Regions from separate parts of the Homo sapiens genome. Here region 2 is linked to region 1. Evidence: chromatin contacts called from ENCODE Hi-C or POLR2A ChIA-PET data. All regions are on one chromosome and are shown on one strand. The core of a region is the stretch at or near the end of the contact, and the rest is flanking DNA. Distances in the headings are between cores, read along the strand shown. Region 1 holds the start of YKT6 (YKT6 vesicular SNARE protein). Region 2 overlaps CAMK2B (calcium/calmodulin dependent protein kinase II beta).

What was found. A loop is a pair of places that touch in the nucleus more often than their neighbours do. ChIA-PET counts read pairs that join two places held with the same protein, here RNA polymerase II (POLR2A). Pooled maps may share reads with other maps.
Region 2: a loop to region 1 is called in a pooled map, with 6 times the contacts of the local background. The contact joins the enhancer-like site here to the promoter of YKT6 in region 1. A Hi-C loop is called at or near these places in 1 of 168 maps with a recorded cell type or tissue (endothelial cell of hepatic sinusoid) and 7 of 50 pooled maps. POLR2A ChIA-PET finds 5 or more read pairs at or near these places in 2 of 52 experiments (B cell and WTC11).

The regions. Positions count from the first base shown.
Region 1 is chr7:44,198,987-44,203,782 of GRCh38, reverse strand. It overlaps YKT6 (YKT6 vesicular SNARE protein), which reads right to left and starts at 2,805. Exons shown (of 7, transcript NM_006555.4): 1 at 2,544-2,805. The coding sequence starts at 2,647. RefSeq lists a silencer at 2,629-2,698.
Region 2 is chr7:44,304,278-44,309,073 of GRCh38, reverse strand. The region is part of intron 1 of CAMK2B (calcium/calmodulin dependent protein kinase II beta); the gene reads left to right. Among named protein-coding and RNA genes, the nearest start is that of CAMK2B, 19 kb to the left of the region's middle. RefSeq lists enhancers at 1-188, 2,784-2,833. Within about 2 kb of position 1,964, at least 6 of the 41 ENCODE cell types and tissues checked have a DNase peak (open chromatin) inside an H3K27ac peak, as active enhancers do.

The DNA.
Region 1 (4,796 bases), core at 1,556-4,055:
CATATAGGTAACTGAAGGCCTGACTCTGGGCCTGTGTGCTGTGCCTCCACATTAAAAAAATCAAGATTTGTGCAACAGTTAAACGAGGTAATACGTGTAAAGCACTTGGAACAATGCCTGCACACACAGTATTACTTGTTAATATCTTGAGGGACTGAAGTGATCAAAATAACCCCTCAGAAAAGAAGACCTCAAACAAGGAAGGCTTTGCAGTAAACCTAGAGACAGCATTTGAGACACGGCTATAAAGAGACAAAGGAAGAACTGCATTGTGACAGCATGTATACAAAGACCAAAAAAGCTGGGAAACTACTTTTTCAACTTTGGAATCGGGTAATTATAGGGCACAAAGGACGTAAGTAAAGCGGTCTTATAAGAAAACAAGCTCAGGCCGGACGTGGTGGCTCAAGCCTGTAATCCTAGCACTTTGGGAGGCCAAGGCAGGCGGATCACTTGAGCTCAGGAGTTCGAGACCAGCCTGGCTAACATGGTAAAACCCCATCTCTACTAAAAATACAAAAATTAGCCGGGTGTGGTGGTGCGCGCCTGTAATCCCAGCTACTTGGGAGGCTGAGGCAGGAGAATCACTTGAACCCAGGAGGCGGAGGTTGCAGTGAGCTGACACTGTGCCACTGCACTCCAGCCTGGGTGACAGAGCAAGACTCCATCTAAAATAAAATAAATAAATAAATAAATCAGCTGGGACATGTGTTGTTTTAAGACATATTAGTAGAGATGTCCCTTTAGTGTTGCAGCTGTTAGTCATTGGAAACTAGTGTGGGCATCCCAAGCAGGTGAGGTATAAGTCCTACAAGTGAAATCTCTGAGAATCTTAAGTACTAATGGGAAGGAAAAAGGAAAAAGAATCAGAGCCAAGTTGGCACCAAAAGTTCCATCTGAGAAAAGCAACAACACAGAGCAGTGAATGTAGGCCATGGTAAAGACTGCAAAGACCAAGAACCCCAAGAAGGAGCTAAAAGATAATGCAGCAATTCCGCTTCTGGGTAAATACCAAAAAAATGCGAGCAGGGTCTTGAAGAGATATTTGTACATCCATGTTCATAGCAGTATCATTCACAATGGCTGAAATGTGGAAGCAACCCAGGTGTCCACTGACAGATGAACAGATAAGCAAAATGTGGTGAATAATACAATGGATTATTCAGCCTTAAAAAGGAAAGAAATTCTGATATATGCAACAAGATGCATGAGCCTTGAGGACATTATGCTACATGAAATAAGCCAGACACACAAAAACTATATGATTCCATTTATCTAAGGTCGCCAGAAAAGTCAAAATCACAGAGACAAATTAGAATGGCAGTTGCCATGGGCTGGGGGAGAAGGGAATGTGTTTAATAGACACGAATTTGATAAAAAGGAGTTCTGGAGACGATTGACAGTGATGGCTGCACAACACTATCAATCTATTTCATATCAATGCACTCACTACACGCTTAAAGATAGTGAAGATAAATTTTGTGTACCATTTTACCACAATTAAAAATATTTTTTTAAAAGAACTCAAAGAAGCAGAAAGTTTCAACAAAATAACATTTTTTTTTTTTTACATCCAGCAAGTCCTTGGCAAAGAACTCTCATCAAGAACCAGCTGCACTGAAGCAGGGAAAACAGAATCCAAACGGCAGATTCCATCAGATTTTGAGACAAGATGACCATAGATACCGACCATGTAGGGTCCTCCTTCTTTCGTGCCTGAGTCACCCCAATCCCTCCCACGAATGGTCTGGAAGTGTCTGTGTTACTTCTAACACGTTCCAGCAATTAAAGCGCCCCAGAAACAAGTAAAAGCCTGTAAGCCCTACAGATCCCATGCTTCATTTGCATCTTCCGTGTGGAATCCTTTTGTACCACTAGTGTCCAACTAAAAAGCGTTAAACCTGGCTTTCAGTTCTAGCTGGTTGTGATATAACCTCTTGGTACCTCAGTGACTTCACCCATTAAAAACAAACAAAAAAAAGTATATCACTATCTCTCATACAGAATTGTTGGGAAGCCCCGCAAGAAAATCAAAATATGGCTCTCAAGATGCGGCACCCAAGCTCCCAGAGTCAGAATCACTGGGTGGGAAGTGTTGGTCTAAAATATAAATACCGAGGCCTCAATCTACTAATTCAGAACATCTTGGCATGAAGCTTGGAAATCTGCACTACTTCACAGTCTCCTTAAAATTTTTACACGACAGAAATTTGAAAAACACTGAGTAGAGAACTATATTCTAGAATGGTATAAGCTCTTAAAGAGCTAATGTTGGTTCCTCAAAGGTAGAGTCCACGGCCAGATTCCATTATAGGAGACCAAGCCCGGACAGCAGACCCCGGGCCCTCCCCACCCCGCCCCGCCTCTGACTCGGACACCAGCCTTCTCAGACCCCGGGCACTCGGCCACCCCGCCCTGCCCCTACCCTTGGCCTCCTCCACCCTCCCCTCATCCCTCCGCCGACCCCAGGCCCACTCCGACTCGGACCCCCACCCCAGTCCTCTCCGCCCGACCGCCACGGCCCACCAGCCTGTGCCGCTCACCTGGATCTCTGGAAAAAGCTGAAGGAAGACACATCGTATGCGGCTTTGAGCAGCACCACCTTGGCCTCGCCTTTGTAGAGGACGCTGAGGCTGTACAGCTTCATGGCTCCGCGCCCTCAGGCCGCCCGCCTGCCCAGCTGCGGGACCCGTTCTCAGGGAGCAGCGCGGCCGCCGCCCCTCGGGACCGCCGCCGCCTACCGGCCTCTCAGCAGCCGGCTGCTGACGGGGCCACCGCCGGCTTCCTCCTCCTGGCTCGCAATCCACTTCCGGATCCGGTCAGCCTGGTTGAGGGTTCTCATACTCCGGATGCAGAAATGTGAGCCCGGAAGTACAATGCAGCGAGGGGCGGGATGCCACGCCTCGCGTAAGCTTGGCCCCTCCCTGCTCGCCAGGTGGAGTCGGGCGCGCGGCGGGATACCGTACTGTCTTGTGCTGGGTGGTGCTGGGCCTCCCACAGCGGCCTGAACCCTTCTTTTTTTTTTTTTTCTTTTCTTTCTTTTTTTAAAGTAAGCATTTTTTTTATTATTATACTTTAAGTTTTAGGGTACATGTGCACAACGTGCAGGTTTGTTACATATGTATACATGTGCCATGTTGGTGTGCTGCACCCATTAACTCGTCATTTAGCATTAAGTATATCTCCTAATGCTATCCCTCCCCCCTCCCCCCACCCCACAACAGTCCCCGGTGTGTGATGTTCGCCTTCCTGTGTCCATGTGTTCTTATTGTTCAATTCCCACCTATGAGTGAGAACATGCGGTGTTTGGTTTTTTGTCCTTGCAATAGTTTGCTGAGAATGATGGTTTCCAGCTTCATCCATGTCCCTACAAAGGACATGAACTCATCATTTTTTATGGCTGCATAGTATTCCATGGTGTATATGTGCCACATTTTAGGAGGAGCTTGTACCATTCCTTCTGAAACTATTCCAATCAAAAGAAAAAGAGAGAATCCTCCCTAACTCATTTTATGAGGCCAGCATCATCCTGATACCAAAGGGTGGCAGAGAGAGACACAACAAAAAAAGAATTTTAGACCAATATCCTTGATGAACATTGAAGCAAAAATCCTCAGTAAAATACTGGCAAACCGAATCCAGCAACACATCAAAAAGCTTATCCACCATGATCAAGTGGGCTTCATCCCTGGGATGCAAGGCTGGTTCAACATACGAAAATCAGTAAACGTAATCCAGCATATAAACAGAACCAAAGACAAAAACCACATGATTATCTCAATAGATGCAGAAAAGGCCTTTGACAAAATTCAACAACCCTCATGCTAAAAACTCTCAATAAATTAGGTATTGATGGGACGTATCTCAAAATAATAAGAGCTATCTATGACAAACCCACAGCCAATATCATACTGAATGGACAAAAACTGGAAGCATTCCCTTTGAAAACTGGCACAAGACTGGGATGCCCTCTCTCACCACTCCTTTTCAACATAGTGTTGGAAGTTCTGGCCAGGGCAATCAGGTAGGAGAAGGAAATAAAGGGTATTCAATTAAGAAAAGAGGAAGTCAAATTGTCCCTGTTTGCAGATGACATGATTGTATATCTAGAAAACCCCATCGTCTCAGCCCAAAATCTCCTTAAGCTGATAAGCAACTTCAGCAAAGTCTCAGGATACAAAATCAATGTGCAAAAATCACAAGCAGTCTTATACACCAATAACAGACAGAGAGCCAAATCATGAGTGAACTCCCATTCACAATTGCTTCAAAGAGAATAAAATACCTAGGAATCCAACTTACAAGGGATGTGAAGGACCTCTTCAAGGAGAACTACAAACGACTGCTCAATGAAATAAAAGAGGATACAAACAAATGGAAGAACATTCCATGCTCATGGGTAGGAAGAATCAGTATCGTGAAAATGGCCATACTGCCCAAGGTAATTTATAGATTCAATGCCATCCCTATCAAGCTACCAATGACTTTCTTCACAGAATTGGAAAAAACTAAAGTTCATATGGAACCAAAAAAGAGCCCGCATTGCCAAGTCAATCCTAAGCCAAAAGAACAAAGCTGGAGGCATCACACTACCTGACTTCTAACTATACTACAAGGCTACAGTAACCAAAACAGCATGCTACTGGTACCAAAACAGAGATATAGAGCAATGGAACAGAACAGAGCCCTCAGAAATAATGCCGCATATCTACAAGCATCTGATCTTTGACAAACCTGACAAAAACAAGCAATGGGGAAAGGATTCCCTATTTAATAAATGGTGCTGGGAAAACTGG
Region 2 (4,796 bases), core at 715-3,214, 110 kb before region 1:
TAGGCCAGGCGGGCAGTGCTGGGCAGGGCTCTGGGGTCCGTTTCAGCCTAGCCAGACCTGAGGACACAACCCCCCTGACAGGGCTAAGCCAAGCCAGGCTGGTCACCGCAGCTCAGTTCCCTCAGTGCCTTTGCTGGACCCTTCTGGGCCTTCCGGCTGGCAGGCAGTAAAGGGCAGGCTGGCCATGGACAGAGGCCCCGGGGAGGGATGGTCTGCTCAGCCCCTGGTCTCTTGTGAGGAGAGACGAGGGGCTCGCACACCGCCTGATGTGCAAGGCCTGCTGCTGGGCAAAGTGCCTTCTCTGTGCCTCATGGCCAGTCTTGGGGCTAGTGGTCTGCATTCCCTGAGTAGGACGGGGCCTTGCCCTCCGGACAAGGTGGGATATGGGGGGCCCGCACCTCCCTCTCTCTGTAATGTCACTCCTGCCTTCATCTTCCCAAAGTAGACACGTTGGTGGAACCTTGTCCTGCCCTCCGGGTGTCCCTGTGGATCCAGCTCAGAGAGGGCAGCAGTGTGGTTCTGAAGGGGATGACCAAGGAAGTGGGGGGATGCACAGGAGGAGGGCCAGCAGCTCCCAATCAGGGAAGGCAAGCTGTGAGGAGAGGAGGGGGACATGGGATGCGAGCCGGGGGCAGGGGGATGGGGACCCAGGAGCAGGACACCATGCTGGGCGCCACCACACACAGGCATGGGGCAGGCCCTGTCTCTCTTCCCCCAGCCACCTGGGCCTTCCTATCTGGCATCCTGGCTCCACCTACCATGGGCACTTCTTTCATCCCACAGCTCAGCTTGTCCCTGGAATTTCTCAGGTGAGAGTCAGGATGGCAGCTCCGGCAATTAGCCATCTGCACATCTGGATTTTAGGGGCAAAGAGGAGAAGAGACGTGCCTTGTGCTTAAAGTGTTCACATTCCTGTTAGGGAACAGAACAAGAACGTGCCTGCCCCATGCCTCCTGGGCACATCCCGTGTGGGTGAGGCCACAGCAGGCCCTCCCAGCATTTGGGCTACATGAGGTGAATGGGTGGTTTCCCTCATATGGAAAGAGCTCCTATAGGTCAAAAAGGCCTGGAATCCCAGCGCTTTGGGAGGCCCAGGTGGGAGGATCACTTAGGCTAGGAGATCAAGGCTGCAGTGAGCTGCAGTCACACCACTGCACTCCAGCCTGGGTGACAGAATGAGGCCCCCCAGTTAAAAAAAAATGGCCAAAACCCCAGTTGAAGTACGGATGACAGCAGCAACAGCTCACAGAAAAATAAATGAAAGCTTTCAGTGGGTAAAAACAGGAAAACAAATTCAACAAGGGTCAGCTCTCAGCGTTCCCCTCAGAGTTCCCACAGGCTCCTTCCAGGTGGCCCTAGGCTAATGGGCCACCTCCACCAGACTCTGGCTAAGCGCATCTCATGAGGCCAGGACCAAGGCCCTAGGACACAGGCACCGTAGCCTTGTCCCAGGGAGTAGGTTGGCCCCTGATGTGCGTGACAGCCTCTCCATGTGGGCAGGGGAGGAATTCCAAAGATGCAGTGAGCCCTGGCAGACCATTCCCAGTGCCAGGGGCCAGATGGCGCCAATGACACAGGAGGCCCCAGGCTGAGCCTCCTGAAACCCTCCTCTTCACACACCCTCCCCTGCTCACACCCTCCTCCCCCTGATCACACCCTCCTCCTTCTGCTTACCCCCTCTTCTCCCTGCTCACACCCTCCTCCCCCTGCTGACAACTTCCTCCCCCTGCTGACAACTTCCTCCCCCTTCTCACACCCTCCTCCGCCTGCTCACACCCTCTTCCCTCTGCTCACACCCTCCTCCCCTTGCTCACACCCTCTTCCCTCTGCTCACACCCTCCTCCCCTTGCTCATACCCTCCTCCTGTTCACACCCTCCTCTCTCTGCTCACACCCTCCTCCCTCTGCTCACACCCTCCTCCCTCTGCTCACACCCTCCTCCCCCTGCTCACACCCTCCTCCTGCTCACACCCTCCATCCCCTGCTCAGACCCTCCTCCCCCTGCTCAGACCCTCCTCCCCCTGCTCACCGCCTCCTCTCCCTGCTCACACCCTCTTCTTCCTGCTCACACCCTCCTCCTCCTGCTCACACCCTCCTCCCCTTTCTCACATCCTCCTCCCCCTACTCACCCCCTTCTCTTCCTGCTCACACCCTCTTCCCCCTGCTCACACCGTCTTCCTGCTCACACCCTCCTCCTCCTGCTCACACCTTCCTTCCCCTGCTCACACCCTCCTCATTCTACTCACACTCTCCTACCCCTGCCCTTACCCTCCTCCCCTGCCCACACCCTCCTCCCCTGCTCGCATCCTCCTCCCCCTGCCCACACCCTCCTCCTCCTGCCCACACCCTCCTCCTGCTCACTGGTTTCAGCATGGCCAGATTGAGTGACAGTTCTCCAGCAACCCCTGTGCATTATCTGCATAATCCACCACATGCTTCAAGGCTGGGTCCAGGGCTAAGAGACAGGCTGGACCTCTCCACCCTAGAGGCTAGGCCTGACCTGCAGGCCTCCCCTAGTCTGTTGGAAGAGCATGGGCACAGTGGGCTACAGGTGTTCCTGGGTGGTCCTCCCTCCTGTCTTCATCTCTGTATTTATTTTGCTCTTTGCTTAATGCAGACCTCCCCACTGGGGTCATGGCCATTGTTCTGGGGCACAGCTCCTGTGGGGTTGCTAAAGGAAGACATTTGTTGCTGAAGATTTCTGGAGGATATGGTTCACCTGAGAGAACGGAGAAGTGAAAGAGAAAGATGGATGCTGATACAGAATGAGCAGAAGTCCCAGACCCTCCCTGGAAGGGGGAACTTCCCACCGAGGCTGCACAGGACAGGCTGGATTTACGGGGATCCCAGCCCAGCCCACCGTGGCTTTCAGAACCCCCAGTCAGACTGGCTCCCCTGTGAGCCCTCTCCTCAGGAAGAGTGCTCACCCCCTCTCCTCTCTCACTCCCATGGGGAGCATGTAATTTCAGCCCCTAGGTGGTTTCTGGCCTGTCAGGTTCTCCTCCCTCCTGACCCTCAACCCCCCTCCCTCTGGGTATTTGGGGTATGTAGAGGGAGGCCACATCATCCCCCCTTGCAGTCCCCTCTCAAGTGGTGCCTGGTCAATGTTTAACAGAGGGGTGGGGTCCCTGGTGGGTGGTGTTTGCCCATTTCTGTGGTATGAAGATGCCCACCGTGGCCAATGTCAAGCTAACAACATGACATCAGCTGGCTCGCAAGAATCCAGAAAATGTGAAAGTCTGTTCTCTAGCTGGAAGAGCTGTCTCTGACACCCACTGCCTCTGCCTTGGCCCAGCCAGCGTGACCGAGTGATGGAGTGAGCCAAGACGGCACCCAAGGCCTCTCGCCCCTGTCTTGGTCCTGCTGCCAACTCCCGGCCCTGCTTCTTCCCACTCTCAGGGCTCTACTTGGCTCAAGTCCTGTGATTCATTTTCCTCTTGCTCCCACCTCCCCCACCTCACAGGGGTGCCCCGTCCATCTCCCCAGGAGACTGTTTTTGAGCCAGTGCAGGGCACCTCAGGGGACCTGTGCAGGGCGGCAAGAGGTTGATTGGGGGGCTTGGGGATTTTTTGTTTCATTTTGTTTTGTTTTTGAGACTGGGGCTTGCTCTGCCACCCAGTCTGGGGTGCAGAGGTGCATCATAACTCACTGTAACCTTGAACTCCTGGGCTCAAGCAATCCTCCCACCTTGGCCTCCCAAAGTGCTGGGATTATAGGCATGAGCCACTGTGCCTGGCTAGGGGAGAGGGGTCTGGTTTGATCCCACCTCCACATCCATGCTGCCATGGTCTCAGCAGAGCATTCAGTGCCTGTCCCTTCCTGTGACATGGGGAGCATAGCCCCATCTTTCACTGTGGCCTGAGAGCCCTGAAGGGAACCCTTATACACTGAGAGGGCCATGCGTAGGTGGGTATTACAGTCAGGATGTCTCCCGGGGTGATGACAGCTCCAGGGGAAGACTTTAGAGTCCCTGAAACACCTTTTCCTAATGTTGTTCAGGGCCTCAGGTCACAGTGAAGTTTTAAATTTCACTATATGGCAAATATATAGGCATTTTCCTTGTGATACATGCTTTTCTGCCTATGGTTTTAAAAAGTCCTTCTCTATCCTGGTGTTTTAAAGATACAATTTTTTTCTCTTTACAATGAAAAAGAAATTAATGGGCTTCATTTTTAGAGCAGTTTTGTCTGTATGGAAAAATTGGATTGAAAGTATAAAGTTCCCATATTCCCCTTCACCATTCCCCACCCCTGTTGTTAACATCTGGCATTAGTTTGGCATATTTGTTACAATGATGGACCAATATTAATATATTATTAACTAAAGCCCATAGCTTACATTAGGGTTTGCTCTTGCTGTTGTAGATTATATGAGCTTGGACAAATGTAGAATGACATGTATCTGTCATTACAGTGTCACACAGAGTAGTTTCACCTGCCCCAGAATTTCTCTGTGCTCCACCTATTTGTCTCTCCCTCCACCCAACCCCTGCCAGTCACTGGTCTTTTGACTCTCTTCTGCCTTTTCCAGCATGTCATACCATTGGACTCACACAGTATGTGGCCTTCTCAGACTGGCTTCTTTTATTCAGCAGTGGCCACTTAAGTTTCCTCCTTAAGTGGGAGGAGGAACCTGTCTTTGTGTAGCTTGATAGTTCATTTCTTTTTAGCTGAATAATATTCCATTGTCTGGATGTACCACAGTTTGTTCATTTGCTTGCTGAAGGACATCTTGGTTCCTTCCAAGTTTTCACAGTCATGAATAAAGGTGCAATAAACATCCGTTTGCGGGTATTTT